Linked DNA regions of Mus musculus: region 1 is linked to region 2. Evidence: chromatin loops called from intact Hi-C (ENCODE). Cell type or tissue: gastrocnemius. All regions are shown on one strand. Links, peaks and the distances in the headings refer to the core of each region. The heading gives the core; the rest is flanking DNA.

The links. A loop is a pair of places that touch in the nucleus more often than their neighbours do. Peaks named below come from ENCODE experiments on the same cell type or tissue, not always from the same donor. Only the 100,000 strongest peaks of a DNase experiment are listed, where the experiment ranks them.
Region 1: a loop joins it to region 2, with 5 times the contacts of the local background. A loop is called at or near these places in 12 of 42 quality-filtered maps.

Annotation. Positions count from the first base shown.
Region 1 is chr1:153,553,842-153,561,498 of GRCm38, reverse strand. No RefSeq gene overlaps it. Among named protein-coding and RNA genes, the nearest start is that of Npl, 8.0 kb to the right of the region's middle. In gastrocnemius, for the core only: a CTCF peak has its summit at 4,394 (motif pointing left); a DNase peak (open chromatin) is centred at 4,372.
Region 2 is chr1:154,177,286-154,184,942 of GRCm38, reverse strand. No RefSeq gene overlaps it. Among named protein-coding and RNA genes, the nearest start is that of Zfp648, 20 kb to the left of the region's middle. In gastrocnemius, for the core only: CTCF peaks have their summits at 2,038 (motif pointing right) and 3,768 (motif pointing right); DNase peaks (open chromatin) are centred at 2,023 and 3,782; H3K27ac peaks cover 710 bases.

The sequences.
Region 1 (7,657 bases), core at 2,203-6,202, 620 kb after region 2:
GGAGCTTTGCTAGCACAGCACCATTCCCCTGAACTTCATCCATCTCCTATTCCATATTCCATTTCCCATCATGCCCTGGGTAAACACGGCAGCACTGACATGAAGACTGCAGCCCACACTCTCCCATCCCTCACTGAACTCCTATTATACTTACTGTCTGCACCACACAATTAGCGCTTTATTATATACTGACTTCTTCTCTAATTGTCTGTACCACACAATTTAGCATTCTTATTACATTCTGTCAGATTCTGTAACTGTGCCGTGTATTTTTGTCCCATCTCCCTGCCTAGATTACAAGCACAGGGTGGCAGGGTCTCCCGCTGGTCCCACTTTACCGGCTCCCACAGCACAGTTGCTGGGCCGAGCTCAGATCACCAACAAGTCCTGGTTGGTGGGAAATGAGGTGGCTGGAAGATGGTTTAATTGACTTCTTGGTAGACTTTAAACAGGCTGAGTTGTCGAGGCTTTGAGTGGAAACAAAGGAGGCACCAGGTAACAGAGGGGTACCATTGTCAGCCCTTCCTGTCTCTTTGTCTCATCTGCCCTGAGGCTTACAAGTCATTTAGTTTCTGGCTTTCTATGTATACAAAACAGGAAAACCAAAAAATGCATGATGTTCCATCCAATGACTCTACAATACAGCCGTCTCCAGCTGGGGAGGTCTTGCCAGGAGCTGGAAAGCGATTATTCTTGGAAATTAAAGAGACTTCAAACCAACTGCATGGTCTTCAACTAACTGCTTGCTCTTTCTCCTGTCCCTCTGAAGCTAGAGGCTGGCTCCTCATCTCTGAAATGATTCCAGTGTCCATGGTTAGGTGTGCTGTGGCTGAGCGTCTGCAGACTGCTGGAATCGTCTTACTTTTCTCAATATCTGCCACACTCGTGCCTTGAAGCCTTATTATAAACACAATAAGTGTAACTGATACCTCTGAGTGTCTTGGCTGTGATTCATAAGTTTGTCCCTCAGTAAGTGTAGAAAATGAAGTCAGACAGAGTCCTACAATTAATTTCGCTTCCCAGCTGAGGTAGTTTCTATTTAACGATCTGCCGCAGGACATCAGAGTTACTTCTAAAGTATTAAGAGAAGAAGCACCCACCTCCATCAGAATCCATGTGACTCTCACCTCTGCTGTAAACACTCAGGTGAGTTGATCCTTAGGCTTGCCCTGTCTCTGTGACTCGGGGATGATGTACAAAGGCTCTGCCCCTGAGTGCCGCCTGCCTTTCCCTTTCTGATCAATATGTTTTGCCACACCGCATCCTTTCATGCTTTTGTTCTTGGTTTTTTTTACATCTGGTAGGTACACAATAAAGCCCACCAAGGGGGACAGTTGTGCAATGTGTGACTCTCCAGGGACTGGACAGGGAAGCCTGTCCAGGAAGCGTTTATATAGAGGGACTTTCCCATCCCGGAGGCTCTGGCTGGTCTTCTTAGGCTCCTTAGTAAGGCCGAGGACTTGCTTAAGAACTTGCACTGCGGGGTTTCCCTTCCATGAAACTACCTGCTGCCTTTGCTATCCACGCCAGCTGTCTGGATTCATTTGCTCTTCCAGAAGTGTTCCAGAAGGTCAGCCACGTCACAGGCAGGGCATTGCATGCTGAAGATAGGAAAACAAACACCACTCAGCCAGACTCATATTCCAGGAAAGTACTCGTAACAGAGGCAGACCTGCCAATAGACTGTTCCCACACAGAAGATCACAATGAGAATTCAGGTCCCACCAGGCATGGTGACACACACTTTTAATCCCAGCACTGGGGAGGCCGAGACAGGCAGATCTCTGAGTTTGAGGCCAGCCTGGTCTATAGTGTGAGTTCCAGGATTCCAAGGTTACACAGAGAAACCATGACTTAGAGAGAGAGAGAGAGAGAGAGAGACAGAGACAGAGACAGAGACAGAGACAGAGACAGAGACAGAGACAGAGACAGAGACAGAGACAGAGACAGAGACAGAGACAGAGACAGAGACTCTTCTCCCGCAGGTTTAGAGGAGGTAAGTTTGGTGGCCCTGAGAGCACCCTGGGCCGAGAGTGGCTGAAAGGAGACACTGCCCCCTAGTGGAAGGGAACATCAAGAGTCGAGAGTTGAAGAAGTGAAAAGACAAGAGAGCAGGGTACTTTGATATACCGCAGTAAACCAATGGAGAGCTTTTGCAAGAAAGAGAAAGGCTCTCCCCTACGTTGGTCTAGGCACAGCCAATACAGCGTGAGCAGTGTGGGTCCGACCCAGACCGCACAGAGAAAACCCAAGACACCCTAGATTGTCTGGTAGTGAAAAAAAAAAAAAAAAAAACCTAGAAGCCCAAGATAAACATCAAAAAGAGACGATTGTGGGTCCTAAATGATGAGAGAGGCTTCAGGTAGGTGTCTCCCTCCTTGAGAACTAGAGGAGCTCAAACAGCCAGTGACGGTTGGACATTGCTTGACTAGGCTGACGTCAGGTAAGCAGATGGCAAAGACCAGAACTAAATTCTGAAAAAAAAAAAAAAAAAAAGATAATCCTTGAGCTGTGCAAAAGAAAATTCTACCTACCTACACAAGAAACACTTCAGCCAGTAGCAAAAGCATACACTCTGCCTCTGGTTCCTTTCCCAGAGAAACAGTGAATCAGGGGTGCTTCGGCAGAGGCCCCGACAGGTGATGGCGATTAACACAACGTGGTACTTCCCCACAGCTGTTTGGATCCCCTGGAACGCTATCCCCACCAAACCTCTCTGTCATTAAAGGGTCGACGCACAGATACCAAGGGCGTCGGGAGTCTCCCCACTCTCAGATCGGCACCCACTTGTTTGCTAATGTGGGATGCTTTGTACATAGCTCCTGGCCCCCAGACGTACCAATGCATACGGAGTTGTATCTCTGCACAGGCATTTTCTCTTCTGCACGGATGGGATGCCTACATGAATACTGTTCTGTGTTTGGCTTTTCCCTGACTTCCTGGTCCACCTATAAATACAGCAAATATTTGAGTTAGACTTTTCTTTCAGAGGAAACACAATTCAGGCTATAGCAAGATGTCTAGCCTGAGAATGGAACACAGGAGGAAGACTCTCAAATATTCTGGGAGCTTGCCACAGGCCCAGATGAACCTGGTCAAAGGGGGCACTGCCCACAGTTCTGAGAGCTGGGATCTGAGTATGCCCACTGGCTACAGGCTGGCAGTGTCCTGAAGGCTTAGGCAAGGAGGTAGAGGGTGAGAGGTGGGGGACCAGCTAAATTCCTTGAAGGGCTGGGAGAGGCCTGCAATCTCTGATCTCTGATCCTGCATAGTTAGCACTCAATTGTTAGCGTGTGTGTGTGTGTGTGTGTGTGTGTGTGTGTGTGTGTGTGTGTGTGTGTGTGAGTGCACCATACTACTTGGAGGTTAGAAGACAACCTGGGGAATTTGGTTCTTTCCTTCCACCCTGTGAGTCCTGGGAATTGATCATCAGATTGGTGGCAGGCTCTTTACCCTAGGAGTCATTCGAGATCATCAATTATCTTCTGCTTCTCAAGAAGTCAGTTCCACTGGCTGTGCTGTCCGGAGTGTTTGGGGGGTTGTTTGTTTGTTTGTTTGTTTGTTTGTTTTTTGAGACAGCATCTCAGCCAGGCATGGTGGTCCAGGTCTTTAATCTCAGCACCTGGGAGGCAAAGGCAGGCAGATTTCTGAATTGAAGAACACCCTGGCCTACAGACAGAGTTCCACTACAGCCAGGGCTACACAGAGAAACCCGGTCTGGGGGGCTGGGGGGTGGGCCGGGGTGAGGGGGTGGGGTGCTTAGAAGAACAGACACCCAGACAGGAAGAGACAGGATCTCATGTCGTCCAGCCTTACCTGGACCTTGATGTCTGTGTCCTCCTGATCTTCCTACCTACAGCTCACAAGACCTGGGGCTACAGGTGTGTGTCACCACACCTAACACAGCTTCCATCTACTGCATTTTTACTTGGGGTGTCCTGGAGGTCCTGCCGGTGGCTTAATACACACTAGGATGCCATTTTACAGCTGAGCTATACCCTCAGCCCTTATGCTCAAAACCCAGAGAACCAGTGGTCTGGAGGAAATGTGTTGTGTTATTGTGCACATATGGGTGTTATGCCTGCATGAATGCCTGTGCACCAGGTACATGCCTGGTGCCTGCAGGGGACAGAAGATGATGCAGAATCCCTTAGGAGCTGGAGTTACAAATCACCGTAAACTGCCCTACAGGTGCTGGTATTGAACCTGAGGCCTCTGGAAGAGCCAGAGTTGTAACCACTGAGCCATCTCTCCAGGTCGAATCTTTTCATTGATTGCTAAAGTTCCAAGAAACTTGCAGTTCAGAAAGGAAGGGAGGGAAGGAGAAAGGGAGAGAGGGAGGAAGGGAGAAAGGGGGGAAGCAATTTCTGCTAGTAGACTGCCATCTAGTGGTAGGCTTCTGCCATACAGTGTTGATAATTGCCCATGCGCCTTGGGATACTTTTCCAAGCAGTGTCAAGTAGACTATAATTGGTTCACACACTGGCTAGGACATGCTGAGCATTCTTCAAAAGAGACTTTTGCCTCTGTGTTTACTTAAATATTATAAAAGAAACTCCTCCAGTCAAAATTAGTATTGCTTTCTCTTCTGCTAACAACCAATTGTATGTTCGTCCTCTCCCATGCTGATAATCAAATTAGGCCTACATTTCCAAAAGTTTTCCCAACCACAAGATTATCTCAAAGCAATGTATGTGACCAGTTTTCGCAGATGTCAAAAGGTTAGGCCAGGCATAATGGCACATGCCTTTAATCCCAGCACTCAGGAGACAGAGGCAGGCGGATTTCTGAGTTCGAGGCCAGCCTGGTCTACGGAGTGAGTTCCAGGACAGCCAGGGCTATACAGAGAAACCCTGTCTCAAAAAAAAACTAAAAAAAAAAAAAAAAAAAAGAAAAGTGTGAATATCACAGGTCATCAGTGAGGCAATGGCCTCCAGATTCAATCCACGCTAGGATTCTCCCTTTTGCTCTGAAAGAGCACACCAGGCCTCCGAGTCCTCCAAAGCTGTAAATTTTCCCACTTGGCCACCTGTTGTGGTGAAATAGCTGCTACAGGGAGTCAATCTTCTCCCACTAAGCTGACTGTTGTTCTGGGACCACAGGACTGCCACATGAGCTGTTAGTCATGTCTGTTCTGCATTCCATACCAATTCAACCATGTGTGGAGGGTAGGGACTCGTGTGTCCCGCAGAACAGGAGAGACCAAACACACTGAGCTGTGATCAGAAGAGGTATTGGCTGTTAGGGTAGGGAGGCAGCCCCTGAAGGGGAAAGGTCTGAAATAAGAGCCCTCTTACATCAGAAGGGATGGAATATCCTGGGTGCATGGAAAACCCCAGTCTTGGCAAGAATTTGGGATCTCTGGGGAATTAAAGAAAGACCAGCAGACTAGGAGCTAATTCTACTTAATAAAGATGGCACAGTATTTACAAGGCAGAAGAAGCAAGGGGGTTCAAGAGATGGCTCATCCATTTAGAGCACTTGATGCTCTTAAAGAGGACTGGGGTTTGGTGGTTCACAATCATCTGTCACGCCAGTTCCAAGAGCTCTGTGGATCAGTGAGATGGCTCAGCGTGATGATCTTAGTACTATCCCCAGAACCTCCACAAGTTGTCCTCTGACCTCTGACCTCCCTACTCACATTCATAAAGCACACACACACACACACACACACACGCGCTCTCGAGAATAATAATAATGATGATGATGACAATGATAAAGTTTATTTAATAATGAAAAAAGAATGCCAGGTGTAGTGATCGCCTTTAATTCTGGTACTCAGGAAGCAGAGGCAGGTGGATCTCTGAGAGTTTGAGGTCAACCTGGTCCACATAGTAAATTCCAGGACATCCAGAGCTACATAATTGAGAGACCCTGTCTAAACTAAAGATGATTCTGGAGCAATGTGGGGAAGAAATCTGCAGGGCAGGGCACGGTGATGCTTATCTTTAATCCCATGCTGAGGGGGATGGGGCATAGGCATAGTCTGTGAGTTAGGGACTAGCCTGGTCTACACGTGAGTTAAGGCCACACAGTAAGACCCTGTCTCAAAATAAACAAACAGATTTATTTTGAACTTTGTATGGTAGCACACTCCTTTAATACCAGCAGAAGCAGACAAGCAAGCAGATCTCTGTGAGTTCAAGGCCACCCTGGTCTGGAAAAAAAAATGAGTTTCAGGGAAGAAACCCTGTCTTAAAGAAGGAGGAGGGGGAAGAGGAAGAGGAGGAGGAGGAGAAGGAGGAAAAAATGATAACCAAAAAATTCTATGATGTTCAAAATCAACAATAATAACAATAGCAATAATAATAATAATAGCAATAATAACCAAAATAGAAATAACACAAACCCATCGGCTAATAAACGGATAAATATAATAGAGTCAATCCATAAGATAGAAGATTAGTCAACCATAAAAAAATTTGATGTATGACAAACAATACGGACAAATCTTGGAAATATTACGGGGAGACAGCTCTGTTGGTAAAGTGCTTCGTTGGTGGGTACTCACATAGTATATACCCCAACAACTACATAAGGTATCTCAGGCCTGGCACTCAGCTTTATATATAGCTTCTGGGAAGAGCATTATCCCTCTTATAAGGTATAAGATAAAATTATATATGTGCTGCATATGTATGTATGTGTGTGTGTGTGTGTGTGTGTGTGTGTGTGTGTGTGTGTGTGTGGTTCTGCCCCCTCTTTTTCCCTACTTGGTTAACTTTTTGAGAAAAGCTCTCATCTAGCCCAGGCCAATGTTTTTAGTGTCCTGGTTTTTGATACAAGCTAGAGCTATCTGGGAAGGAAGAGGAACATTAATTGGGAGACCACCTCCATCGGATCGCCAGTAGCAAGTCTACAGTCCATTCTGCTTCATTAATAGCTGAGCAAGCTAGTGAGAAGCATTCCCCATGGCTTCTGTTTCAGTTCCTGTCGGGGTCCAGCCTCAACACAGGATCAGAGTTCTCAACTGGAAGCAGGGATATCTGGAAGGAGCATAATAAACAGACACAGACTACTTTTTGTGTACAAACTGACAGTCAATTTTCCAAGGCTTAAAGTTGCTCTCTTCTCTCTCTCTTTCTCTCTTGCAGCTTGAGGCTGCACACACTCTGCATTCTCTTGCCTGTGCACACTCTGCTTTTCTCCTGTGTACTTTTGTTTTCTCAAACTCCCACAATCCTCTATGTGTTCCCCTTTCACTCTCTCTCTCTCTCTCTTTCTCTCTCTCTCTCTCTCTCTCTCACACACACACACACACACACACACACACACACACCATATACACTCCTTTTACTCACAGGTACATACTCTCCATACACACCTCACAATCTTTCTTCACTCACTCTTCACATTCTCTCTCTCTCTCTCTCTCTCCCTCTCTCTCTCTCTCTCTCTTTTCTCCTCACACTCTCACATTCTCTCTCACTCTACCTCTACCTCTACCTCACATACACCTCATGTGCACCTCACTCTCTCCACTCACTCTCTAGCCTTTCTCTTGCCCCAATCTTTTATTGATACTCCAAAAGCAGGTTAAAAAACAGAGAGATGTATAACCATTACCAAATCAAACAAAAAAGAATAACCACAGCCGGGCGTGGTGGCGCATGCCTTTAATCCCAGCACTCGGGAGGCAGAGGCAGGTGGATTTCTG
Region 2 (7,657 bases), core at 1,914-5,913:
TACTGAAGATCAAGAGAAGAAAGTGGTCAAGAAAGGCATGGTCTGTTGTGTCAAATGTTGCTAAGAATTCATATTAATGAGGCTTCTGAATTGTCAGTCATCTAGCCACAAGGGATCATGGAATCAAACCCGACTGGGGCAGACTCAAGACAGGAGTGGGATTGGAGTCAATCACTCAGAGACTCTACTGTAAGGAGAACAGGGGCAGGGGATGGTGTTCTCAAGGAAATGATAAAGAACGAGATCCAGGGACCTCGCAATGGAGTGTCCTCTGCACGGGCACTCAGTGACTGGAGAGGCAGTCCATTCACAGTGTCAGGAGGAAAGGGCAAGAAGCTAGACACCAGTCGGGTGTGTGGGTAGATGAAAGTCAAATTGAGAAAGTTTGCTCATGAGGGCTACATCCTATTAGGGGAGTAGGTCCAAGGTGGTCAGAGGGAAAGAAGGTGTGGGAAGTCTAAAGATCAAAGAGACATTTAATATTCGTGTAGCAGAATGAGTGGTCTGATGACCGCCAAACATCATAAAAGGCCCACTTGAGGTTAGTAGTTATGAGTTAAAGTTAGCTCAGCTAAGAAGAACTTGTGCTTTCCTTTAGCCAAGGTTAACTATGTGGGTGCAAGCAGGGGGTGTGGGGGGGGCAGGGCAATAGAACTGGGTTTATGAAAGACAGAGTCTTGTTGCACAAATACAAGAGAACTAAACGAATGGATGAGATGAAGTCATTGGGGACCTGTGGGAAACGGCACTGAGAGGCAGTAAACACTGTGCACACACAGTAATAACTGAAAGGACAGTCTAGCTTTGAATGTCAAGCAGCCTGCATAAACGAAGAGAGAGGATTCTCTGAACTGCATGGGAGGTACCTTCTCTGTCTATTGCAGGAGAGGTGTGCACAACAAGTCACTACTTGAGAAGGTGCAGAAGAGAGCCATGTTCAGTGAAAGCCAGAAAGGAAAAGGATGGCCCTGGGGTATGGTGCTGTGTCCTTCTCTGTAACATACGTCAGCCCTTCCTACTACAGTCTGAACCTCTCAAACCAAGTCCTGTGGCCCTGCTACTTACGTCTCTACATTTCAGGCAGGGATGAAGCTTTCTGCATGGTTAGAGTTGAGAGCCACAAGGGTGGCTCTTATTTACAGGGTCACCCTGGCAAGACCTGAGGGGCACACCAAGGTGTTTGAGATACCTTGGAACTTAGAGTGCGGAGGCATCCAGGGGTGGTTTTTATCTTTAGAAGGTGTATAACTTGTGTACTAAAAATAGCCCCAGGTTTGCTCGCTCTCTCATGTTTAGCCCCAGCTGAACATGACCTTCTGGAACATAAAGCAAATCTAAATGCTCTCTAGAGGAAAATTTGGCCAGGTTTCCAGAACCTTGAGCTACAGAATGTCCTGAACTATCGGCCTTCCGCCCACCACTCAGACAGTCTTGTTAAGCCACCTCTGCAAATGGCATTCCTTGTCCATTTTATTCCGATGCCAGAGTTGGGTTGAAGAAAATGATTAACTAGACATTTAAGAACTTTCCCAGTTTCCTACCAGACAAAAGGCTTTCAAGCCTCCTCTCCCCAGGCTTACACTACAAAATAGCATCCCCGAAGCCCTGCACCCCAAAGCCTTGCACAATTACTTTTCTCCGCATGAGTTAGGTGGTTACCAGCTGCTAGGCTCACATCCTAACACACACAGGGTATTATTGCCTGTGCCTCTATAAGAGGAAACAGAAGGTACAGGCTAAGTAATTTTCTCTACCACAAAGCTAATAAGCAGCAGAGCAAATATTCACACTCTTGTAATCTGATTCCAGAGTCCATGGGCCTGCTGATACTTATACTGCCTCTAAATCTGGTTCTTTGTAGGTTAAGTAAGATTAAGTGCTAGTCTATTAAAACAGGCATGAGGCATGTGAAGCCTCAGTGACCAGACAACTCCTTTGCTTGGACACTAGCTCCTGACCAGGCCTGTGGCCTCAGGAACAAAGCTCTGTACACAGCGGGTCATAGAAAGGTGGCTGCTTGCTCTCTGCTGCACCTAGCCTGGCCAGTAGAGGTCTCAGTAGATATTTTCTGTGGCCAGTAGAAAACATGTCGTAGCCCACAATATCATGTATGTAGAGGTAGCCATAGATCCCTTGTGCACATGCACACACTAGCAATAGGAACATATCCCATGGTATGTTTCCCTGCCATTCAGTGATGAGAACACAGCACCTGAGGTTTTCCAGAGAGCATCTAGCAAAGATGAAACTCTAGAAGTCTAGGTGTGGTTGATCATCTTTCTTTCACTGTGTTCAATCTCCGACAGAGAATAGAACTCTGACCCCATCCCATCGATCTCCTGCCTTGGCAGTGCCCTTTCTCCCTTTAAGCCCTGATCCAACCCAGGCCATGTCTGTGCCATAATCCAGACACACCAGCGCTTTGCAAACACTCTGCATCACCTAAGCACTGTGACCTCCGCTACTTCTCTGCTTCTTTCTGTCTTCCAAAGTTGTGAAGACTTCTCTAGACCCTTCAACAGACTCAGGAGTCCATCCCTCAGCTCTCCCATCACACATTAAATGTGTCCCTATAGACTGAGAGATTGTATACATTCTTCCTCCTGTCACCAGAGACTAAGCCAAGGCCAGGCAGATGATGTGCTCAGGACTGTGTTACTCTTGTGACTTTCCTCACAACAGAGGTCCTGCTCATGATGTGCACAAATCTGACGCAAGTCCTGGGTTTGCAAGAACACTGAGTTCTTGTGATATCTTGATTTAAACCTGTGTTTCTCGGGCTCTAGAGATATGCCAAGGTTCTTGAGTCCTTCCTAAGACCATGAGCCAGGGTCACATCTGGGCTCTCTTGATTTGCAAGTTGTGGGTCTGTTGGCTCCAGCACTCCTCTGCCATCTTTGTGACCCAAAAATCAAGCAAGGCTTGACATTCATTGTGAGGTAATCTATTTCCCTCTGGAGTTCTAACACTTCTCTTGGGGTATGCAGGGCCCATTGTGGGTAGCAATCTAGACTCCTCTTCTTGTGCTGGCCCGGAGGACTCTCTGGAAGACACATCTTCTGCCTCCAGCTTCCTCCAGCCATGATGCAGTTCCCATAGATGCAAGCATCCTTCTTGTCCTTTTGCACTAGATGTGGAGAGTCCTAAGGCTCAGCACCTGACAAGCTCCTTCTGCTCCTACTTGAGCCTTAAACTTCCCCAGAAGCTAAAAGGAAATGTTTATAGTCTGTCCTTTGAGAGCAACAAAGAAGATCAAAAGCAAAGCAATTATTTTTCATATTAAAAAAGTCATATCCAATTTTGCATGCATTTTTTTAACCTGGAATTTTCTTTCCTGTTGTACACGCATCTTCCTCCAGTTTATCCTTCAGGTGACACTTCAGGTAGAACTTGCTCTTATTCATTCATGTCTCTGACTTCTGAACCCTGTCTGGGCAAGTCCTGATTCTCACCATTCTCTCTGTGCCCATGCTTAGCTCCTATTGAGTGCTCCATAAATGCTTGGTAACTTGAACCAAACAGAGACAAGTGATGGGTGAACAAGATCTGCTTGTTGCCTGGTGGCTGTGGGGAAGGCATGCTTGAATGAAAGGCACCAAGAGAAACACAGGACTGTGAGACAATGTAGCTCTCAAAACACAATTTAAAAAAAAAAATGTAGCAAGGAAAGGGGTAGGGGCAGGGAGGCAAGATTGTTTCCAGCCACTTCATTCCAACCCACCCGGCTTCAGGCCCCTCTGACAGGCATAGGGAGAGCCAGGGACCATCTATGAGTAACCAGCAGATGGCAGCATTCACCCATGGATGAAGGACTCCCTACACCAGGACAGAAGCAAAGGCAGCCAATTTTGTATTCTGGGAAACCTGCAACCAAAGATGACTGTGGTTTAAAGGCCAAGCTGAGAGTGTGACTTGAGACACAGACAAATCTGGGATGTCGGCTACCCTGCACACAGTAGGCACCCATAGCCATCTATGCTTCCAGTTCTTTCTTATTCCAAGCCTAAAGGTCTTTAATTGGAGAAAAAAGAGGAAAGACAGAAGAGTATGAACCAGTGTCTTGGGACCTGTTGGGAATCCCCAGATGCTCCTGAGAGAGGCAGCCAAACTTCCCTGGGAAACTAGCACCCAAAATCCTTGCTTTGCAACCTCTGAGTTGAGTGTGTCTATTAGTACTAAGTGTGTCCATCAAGTATAAAGAAGAAACCCAGGCTGTGATAGTTCCTGTTTATCTGCCAACTGTCTGGCAAGCAATACTTTCAAGAGTCCCCTGTGAAACCAAGGTCCATGTTAAACATCTCAGGGTTGACTCGGGTACAAGCTGACCAGACTTCCAGGCATGGAAAACCATGGTCTAGAGCGACTGCCTCTGGTCATTAAAACACTTGATCCTCATCCAGTCAGTACCACACACGGCCACACATAAAGCCCAGAGGAAAGAGACACAGATGCCACAACATTTACTTAGAAGAACTGGCCGGATTGGGCCCTCTGGGAGGGGCCCATTCTTAGTGGTTCCCCACACCTGCATCTCCTGCCTCCACATGTTTGTTTGCCCTGCCTGAAAGTATTTTCCCTCCTGAGAACCTTACCCCCCACCATACAGATCTTAAGTTCTTCAGAACATTGGCTTCCCTCCCGCGTCAGTGGCATGTTCTGTCCTCCAGTTCCTGAGCCTTTGCTTTGAATCTGTGTGTAAAACAACTTCTCTACATTACAAACATCGTCTCAGCTGCACTAGAAGCAACTCTGAGAGACAAAGATGCTGTGTTAAACCCCTGCCTCTGCCTCTGCCTCTGCCTCTGCCTCTCTGCCTCTGCCTCTCCTCTGCCTCTGCCTCTGCCTCTGCCTCTGCCTCTGCCTCTGCCTCTGCCTCTGCCTCTGCCTCTGCCTCTGCCTCTGCCTCTGCCTCTGCCTCTGCCTCTGCCTCTGCCTCTGCCTCTGCCTCTGCCTCTGCCTCTGCCTCTGCCTCTGCCTCTGCCTCTGCCTCTGGTGGTTTGTGAGAACATGACAGGGGATGGGAAGGGACACAGTAAGTAATAAGATAGGTGCTAACTACTGTGAAGGTGTTAATGGAGGGAGAAGATAGTGTCGAATTAGCAGGGAAGCCTTCCTCATGGCAGAGGCTTCAACTGAGCCTTGAAGAATAGATTGCATGAAGACGAAGTGGAGGGTCACCAGTGCATGATCCTTTCTGAAGTAATATTGGTCTTGGAATTCTATAGTGGGATAAAAGTGGTCTATCAGTAGGGTAGGCCAGTCAGTATCCATAACCTTATCGATGCCCCTGGTTAACCCCCAAGACTTCCTGGAGTGTGTGGAACCCCCTGGATAGAGCACACAAGGGCAGTAGGATCTAGGTTTCTGTCCCAGGTCCATTTCACACCAAAAAAGGACATAGAGCCTCCAACCCAGTGTGCCTGAAATAAAGTTGCTATAGGCATGATGCCTGACAGCCACACAACAAAATGGTACCCTAAGTTTAGTGAGGGAAGGAGTGAGTGGTAGCATCCCTGGTACCAGAGCCCAGGATGCCGCACTTCAGTGGACATCCTTCCCTCTTCTCTTGCATTATTGGCAGACTGTAGGCTCCTTTTCCTTCAAAAGTTTAGGGTCTTTATTCAGTGACAGCCAAGGTGTCTGGAGAAGACAGCAAGTAATATTGGATGAAAACAGAGGCAATGGGGAGGGTGAACCTTGCTCCCTTCCTCTTCGGCACCCTGAGTACTATAGTCTGACACGTTTTTCTGAGTTTGCAAAAGACAAGGAAAGTTCAACTAGGAATTCCCCAGACAGCGAGCCCAGCCATAGCCCCAGAGTAGGTGTAGGCGATGTGGACAGGGTGTGTTGTTGCAAGCCTGTGACTTGTCCAGAATTTGCCCTTTAGATGTCTAGTCTCATCCTGTCATCATCTGGGGAGAATAATCGCTCAAGGGCAGAGCGTGCTTTGCTTTCTCCAAGGCAAATGTGCTCTTTCTCAACCATCGGATGAAGCCCTGACCATGAAAATGTGTCTCTCCCTGCTCTGCTTTTCTTCCTCCTTCAGTGTCTCCCTGTGGCCTTTATCAGGCCATATTGCTAAACTCAGAAGGACAGAGAAGTCATATCCATGTGGCAGCAGGCTCCTTCCTTCCAGCGCAGCATGATCTGGGCGGCTGGGACAGCCATTGTTCAGAGCCCAGGCTGGCCATCAGCGTGGGGTGCATCCTTGAGGCCTTCTCTTGCTTCCTGTGAGTCACTCAGGTAACCAGGACAACTGCAGTGAAAACAAACAGCTTGTCAGCCCAAGTGGAGGTCCCAGCCCAAGGCATAGTTATGACAGTTGTTGAAATCTAGAGAAGCTGGGCCCATCCCTGGGACAGTAGTAGGAAGCCACTGCAATGGCTCTGGGAGTGGCAGCAGGAAGCCCAGGGGAATTAAAGGGCCTGATTTGCCATTTCTGGTGTCAGAATCTCCCAAAAGCTTTTCATGAAGAGGAACAGGAAGGGCAGAGTGGTGCCAGGTGAATTCCCACAGAAGTGTTACACCACAGACCACAGATCTTTCCTCCAACCTCATCCCACATTCACATCCCAGGCTTGCTCCTCTCCTACCTCTGCACCCACACTGCTCAATTGCTCTTTTGAGGCAGTAGCTTTGTAGGCGTTGTTCTGTCCTGCCTGCCTTGGAATCTTAGGTTCCCTAGCTCCAGTGAGCTGTGTGGCGCTTGCTACCTTGATAGGCATTCTGTGAACATCTTTTAGCTGAAAAGGAAAAGGAGAAAGAGAAAGCTTAGATTCCAAACAGCATCTCTGGGGTGTGAGGAACACAGAGTGCCTGTGGCCTTGGAGCGCTGTCTGGGTGCTTGTGCAGTGTGCTGTAGTGAGAGAGACACTGTACAGGGACACGAGCTCTGAGCTGCTGACCTTAAAGAGAATGACAGACTCCTTGCTTAGAGTACCCCTGCTTGCAAGTAGGGTGAGTTACTCTGCTGACATCTGCAGGTATGTCTGTCTGGATGTCCACTTCTTCCATGGCTGTGCTTCCCCAATAGTAACTCTGGATCTGCCTTGGCTTTGAGCGCTTTATCACAGACCTTGGCCCATTTCAGACAGCCAGTGAGTGCATGCTAAAGTGTGTGCACCTCCTCTGCGTCTGCTTCTAGGAGCCCTTGCTATCCTTGGGCAGTGTGCTGCTTCAGCCCCTTCTCTGTCTATAGCGTCACAGGAGCCCCAGAGATGAATTCTCTTCCTTCCCTCCACCCAGTTCTCCTCTAGAGTCTGAGTGTTGTTCCCTGAGACCTTGCAGCCTACAAGACTTTTTATACAGGGACAATGTAGGTCAGATGCTCTAATGGACTGAAGAATAAACTGCTTGAAAAAAGTCTCAAGGAAAAGCATTACCTTGAGTTGACTTCTTGTATTCAACTCACACACAATGGCTATGCTACAGACACATGCACACATGAATGTAGGTACACACACACATGCGCACACACACACACACACACACACACACACACACACACACACACACACATACACATACACCAACCACATTTCCAACATGGCACCAACACCATCCTTGGCAATTGGTGAGATTAATTCCCTTCCAGATGCTCAGACCCCCTTAGGGAAGCACTGGTTCTTCTCAAACTTTGGTGGCAAATGCATCCTAT